2 separate regions of the Homo sapiens genome follow, and region 2 is linked to region 1. The links are chromatin loops, found by intact Hi-C in ENCODE. Cell type or tissue: upper lobe of right lung. All regions are shown on one strand. Links, peaks and the distances in the headings refer to the core of each region. The heading gives the core; the rest is flanking DNA.

Evidence for each region. Hi-C counts contacts between places; a loop is a spot of excess contacts. Peaks named below come from ENCODE experiments on the same cell type or tissue, not always from the same donor. Only the 100,000 strongest peaks of a DNase experiment are listed, where the experiment ranks them.
Region 2: it touches region 1 in a loop (2.4-fold over the local background); 3 of 110 quality-filtered maps call a loop at or near these places.

Annotation. Positions count from the first base shown.
Region 1 is chr15:90,543,930-90,546,750 of GRCh38, reverse strand. The region is part of intron 2 of CRTC3 (CREB regulated transcription coactivator 3); the gene reads right to left. Among named protein-coding and RNA genes, the nearest start is that of CRTC3, 15 kb to the right of the region's middle. In upper lobe of right lung, for the core only: no CTCF peak of the experiment used is centred there; no DNase peak of the experiment used is centred there.
Region 2 is chr15:90,496,697-90,499,517 of GRCh38, reverse strand. IQGAP1 (IQ motif containing GTPase activating protein 1) reads right to left here. Exons shown (of 38, transcript NM_003870.4): 37 at 2,178-2,286. Among named protein-coding and RNA genes, the nearest start is that of CRTC3, 32 kb to the left of the region's middle. In upper lobe of right lung, for the core only: no CTCF peak of the experiment used is centred there; a DNase peak (open chromatin) is centred at 1,487.

The sequences.
Region 1 (2,821 bases), core at 267-2,766:
CTCAGGAAGCTGAGGCAGGAGAATGGCATGAACCCAGGGGGCAGAGCTTGCAGTGAGTGGAGATCGTGCCACTGCACTCCAGCCTGGGCAACAGAGTGAGACTCCGTCTCAAAAAAATAAAAATAAAATCCTAGCAGGTGTTTTTATAGACATTAACAAGCTGATTCTAAAATGTTATGGAAAAGCAAAGGAATGAAAATAAGCAAAACAGCTTCAAAAAAGAACAAAGACGACTCTCATTACCTAATTCCAAGCCTTCCTATAAAGGTACAGTAATCAAGACAGTGTGGTATTAGCAAAATGATAGACAAAGAAACCAATGACACAGAAGATGGTATTAGCAAAATGATAGACAAAGAAACCAATGACACAGAAGAGTCCGGAAATAGACCCACATGTATATGGTCAATTGATTTTCAACAAAGGTACCAAGGCATTCAATAGGGAAAAGAAAGTCTTCATCAAATGGTTCTAGAACAATTTAACATCCCTATGCAAAATGAGTGAGCCTCAAACCCAAACCCTGTACCACACAAAAAAATTAACTCATAATTTACTTAAGTGTAAAAGACAGAGCTATAAAACTAATAGAGAAACACATAGAAAAAAAACCTTCGGGAACTTGAGTTAGATGAAGAACTCTTATTAATAGATAAGACAAAAGCACAAATCATAAAATAACACAATTGATAAACTAGACTTCAAAACTTAAAACTTCTACTCTTCGAGACTTGAGAAAATGAAAAAACAAGCCACAGACTGGGAGAAAATATTTGCAAAATACATATCTGATAAAGAACTGGTATCCAGAATATATAAACAACTCTCACAACTGATTAAGAAAATTAACAACTCAATTTAAAAACTAGACAAGGCCAGGCGCAGTGGCTCACGCCTGTAATCCCAGCACTTTGGGAGGCCAAGGCGGGCGGATCACAAAGTCAGGAGATGGAGACCATCCTGGCTAACACAGTGAAACCCCGTCTCTACTAAAAATACAAAAAAAATTACCCGGGCGTGGTGGCAGGTGCCTGTAGTCCCAGCTACTTGGGAGGCTGAGGCAGGAGAATTGCTTGAACCCAGGAGGCGGAGGTTGCAGTGAGCCGAGATCGTGCCACTGCACTCCAGCCTGGGCGAAAGAGTGAGACTCCATCTCAAAAGTAAAAAAAAAAAACAAACAAAAATTAGCCAGGTGTGGTGGGGCGCGCCTGTAAACCCAGCTACTCAGGAGGCTCAGGCAGTAGAACTGCTTGAACCTGGGAGGCGGAGGCAGCAGTGAGCTGAGATCACGCCACTACACTCCAGCCTGGGCGACAGAGCGAGATTCAGTCTCAAAAAAAAAAAAAAAAATTAAAACCACAATTGTCATATGATTCAGCAATCCTACTTCTGAGTATGTACCCAAAAGAATGGAAAGCAGAGCCTTGAAGAGATATTTGCACACCCATGTTCATAGCAGCATTATTCACAATAGCCAAGAGGTGGCGGCAACCCAAGTATCCATTAGCGGATGAATGGAACAAAATGTGGCATCCACATACAATGAAATGTTACTCAGCCTTGAAAAGGAAGGAAATCATGTCACAGACTATAACACGGGTGAACCCTGAAGACATTATACTAAGCACAAGCCAGTCACAAAAAAGACAAATAGTATATGATTTCCCTCATATGAGGCACTTAGAATAGTCAAAGTCATAGAGACAGAAAAAACAGTAGTTGCCAGAGGCTGGTGGGAAGGGAACATGGAGAATTCTTATTGAATGGGCATAGAATTTCAGTTTTGTCAGATGAAAAAATTCTGGAGATTGGTTGCACAATATGAATGTATGTAATACCACTGAACTATACATTTAAAAATGGTTTTAGAAGATACCAATAAACTACTTTAAAAAATGGTTAAGATGGTAAATTTTATGTTCTGTTTTTTAACCACCATTTTTTTGAAACTCTGAAATACCAAGTGCTAGAGCAGATACAGGGTCGCTGGAACTCTCATGCACTGCTGGTAAGAATGTGAAACAGTAGAGCCACTTTGGAGAACAGCTTGGCGATTTCTTATAAAGCTAAAGTTAATATACACTTACTGTATGATCTAGCAATTCCACTACTAGCTACTTACATAAAAACTGTATGTGAATGTTTATAGAATATTTATTCATAATTGCCAAAAGGTGGAAACAACCCAAATGCCCATCAACTAACTGATGAATGCATAAATTATCTACATCCATAGAATGGAATTCTACTCAGCAATAAAAAGAAATGAACTACTGATCAATGCAATGTAGTGGGTTAAATTATGGCCACCAAAAGAGATATCTTCAAGTCCTAAGCCCCAGAACCTGTGAATATGACTTTATTTGAAAACAGAATCTTTGCAGATGTAATCAAGCAAAGGTGAGATCATATTGAATTAGGGTAGGCCCTAAATCCAATGACTAGTTCTTTATAAGAAAAAGGAGAGGAAGATTTAAACACAGACACAGACAAACAATGAAGAAAGTCGTGTGATGACAGAGGCAGAGAGTAAGTGATGCAGCTACAAGTTAAGGACTGCCGCAGACCACGGAAGCTAGGAAGAGACAAGGAGGGATTCTTCCCCAGAGCATTCATGGTGCTGCTGACACCATGCTGATTTCCAACTTCTGGACTCAGAACATGAGAACATGAGAAAATAAATTTCTGTTGTTTTAAGGCACTAAGTTTGTGGTACTTTGTTACAGCAGCCCTAGGAAACTAACACACGCAACCACCCAGATGAATCTCAAATGCTAAGTGAGAGAAAAACTCAAAAGACTACGGACATTTGATTCCACTA
Region 2 (2,821 bases), core at 168-2,667, 47 kb after region 1:
CTATCTGATAGATTCTTAATTTCTATTCCATATGAGAACACTTTCTATCCCGAAGGCAAGGGGAAAAGAGAGAACTTGATGTTTTATTAGGTGTCTGCCATGTGCTTGGCATTGTGTAAGCACATTACATAGTATCTTTTAAAGTCCTCACAAAAATTTTTATGAGGTGCGATTATTCTAACTTTAAAGATGAGCTACTGAGACTCAGAGATGTTAAATGACTTGCACAACAGGACAGAGATGGAGGCGATAAATCCAGATCTGACTGCAATGCTCCCGCTTTTCCTGCTACTTTCACCATTGTCCTGAACAAGTTTAAGAAATCTGAGTGGTCTCACTTCTGAACTTTATAAGAGTGGTGATGAGAAAGCAAGGGTCAAAAGTCTTGAAAGGACCCCACAAGGCCGGGTGTGGTGGCTCACGCCTGTCATCCCAGCACTTTGGGAGGCCGAGGCAGGCGGATCACGAAGTCACGAGTTAGAGACCAGCCTGGCCAACATGGCGAAACCCTGTTTCTACTAAAAATACAAAAATTAGCTGGGCGTTGGGGCGTGGTGGTGCACGCCTATATTCTCAGCTACTCAGGAGGCTGAGGCAGGAGAATCACTTGAACCCAGGAGGCGGAGGTTGCAGTGAGCCGAGATTGTGCCATTGCACTGCAGCTTGGGCAATAAGAGCGAAACTGTCTCAAAAAAAAAAAAAATTAGCCGGGCGTGATGGTGTGCGCCTGTAATCCCAGCCACTCAGGAGGCTGAGGCAGGAGAATCACTTGAACCCACGAGGTGGAGGTTGCAGTGAATGGAGAACACGCCACTACACTCCAGTCTGGGAGACAGGGCGAGACTCTGCCCCCCCCTCCAAAAAAAGAAAGGACCCCACAAGTTCAATTATCTGTTGGAAAAATCCTAGCAGCTCCATGAGGGCTGCTGGGACCTGTGCCTAACAGAATACCCCACACCTGGCAGTTACCCCACATTTAATGAATTTGTACATAAATTAATAAATTACCACAGGCAGACTGGTTGGCCTAACATGATTTGGTTAAAAAATTTAAAAATAAAAATATGTTCTGATAACTCCACGTAAATAAAAAATTTTAAATTAAAAAAATAATTTGGTGAAACTGAGGGAATAAGAGGTTCCTATTCTTTTTTTTTTTTTGGTGGAAGTACTTTAGTTAGCTGTGTGCATCACAAAATCATTTCACATTTGTTTAGCTAACATGTTTTAATGGTCTACTGGTCATTGAGAAGGAAACGAAGATGACTAAGAAATGCTACCTGTCCTTAAGGAGTTTATGGCTTTAGCGGGGAGAGGGGAAGTAAGTCAACACCTACTGTAAACAGAGGATGTCTGCAAGGGCTACAGAAGCGAAGGGGAAACCACCTATTATGGCTTGGCTGGGGGAGGCACACCCATGGAAGTACTCCATGGAGGAACAAAAGGGGCGGGGTTGGGAGGCAGGGGAGGGGAGGGAGGGCAGCATGAGCAGAAGCCCAAATGTACATTGACAGGAAGGCACCTGCCCGGGCTGGCAGGGCATGGCTGTGTGAAGCAGTGCAAGAAAGGAGAGAGAAGCAGACTAACCGGTGCCACACACACAAAGCTAAAGGAGTCTGGATGTCACCTAGGAATCCTCTCGATGCCCTGTTATTTTTTAACGTGTAAAAATCAGATATTTCAAAATAAAACTTAGGGATCTTTATGCTACAAAAATGAATTACTCCCGAGTTCTTTTTGGATTTAAGATAGAATTCAGTTTACAAACATAAACTTTACACACACCTTGTCAGAATGTATCTAACTTTTAAGTACCTATATCAAATCAAAATGACAAAAAGATTTCAAGCTACTGAGTGGGCTTAGAATTCTGCAGTGTCAGCATGTGTACTTCTGCATTTTGTTCAAGTCCAAGGTGTCAGCTCGATTTAGTGGCAGCACTAAGTGGAAGCTTCAGCTAAATGTTTTCTGAAGAGTGACATCTGCAAAAGCTCTCCAGAGCGCACACACCAAACCAGACATGCTGAAACCCTCAGCTTCTTTCCCCGCAGTGTGGAGCCTAGCTCACTGCTGAATGTAGACAGCTTTCCTCAGATGAGTCTCCTCTTTATCTATTTCTCCTACTTGGACAAGAATCTCATCCAGAAAGTTTTTGGTTCCTGCTGGTGCATACCCACCTGATAATGTAACATAAAAGTCTCCATTTGAACTCCCATGAATTTGGCTTTCACTTCGAAGTCTCCAACTTCTTCTGTTGGACTGATTTCAAATATAACATTTTTAAACCTGTTGAAAGATAACATCGTAAGGGTATGGTTTTTATATTCTCATATAAAAATATTCTGTGAAATGGGGAAAGGAGATGAACCAAGTCTTCAAGAGTGAAAAGGGCTGCAGAAAATACAGGTCAAAAGTACTTCTGCAGCTGAAGCAGCACAGATTGCCAAGCCCAAGTACCATCTGCTCTGGGACTTGGAGAGAGGAATGGCAACCTCTCTCTGCCTGCAGCACTTACATCCTATCAAAGAGGAACCACTGAGGAGTTCCACAAGTGGCGTGTGAAGGGATGACATCATAGGAATTCTCTTCACTTCCACATGGCCAAAAAGGAAACCTAATGATAAAAGGAGAAAACGGAGGACACTGGGGAAGGAGAGGGTGTATGTGTTTGAATACATGCATGTTTGAGGACTGGGAGAAGTAAATAAACAAAAGGGGGTCCGTATAAAAAGCACCAAGGGAGGAGGTTTTCTAGAAAGAGTAGGTGCTGTGTATATAAGCACACTCAGTATTACCAAAGATAAATTGTTATTATTGAACG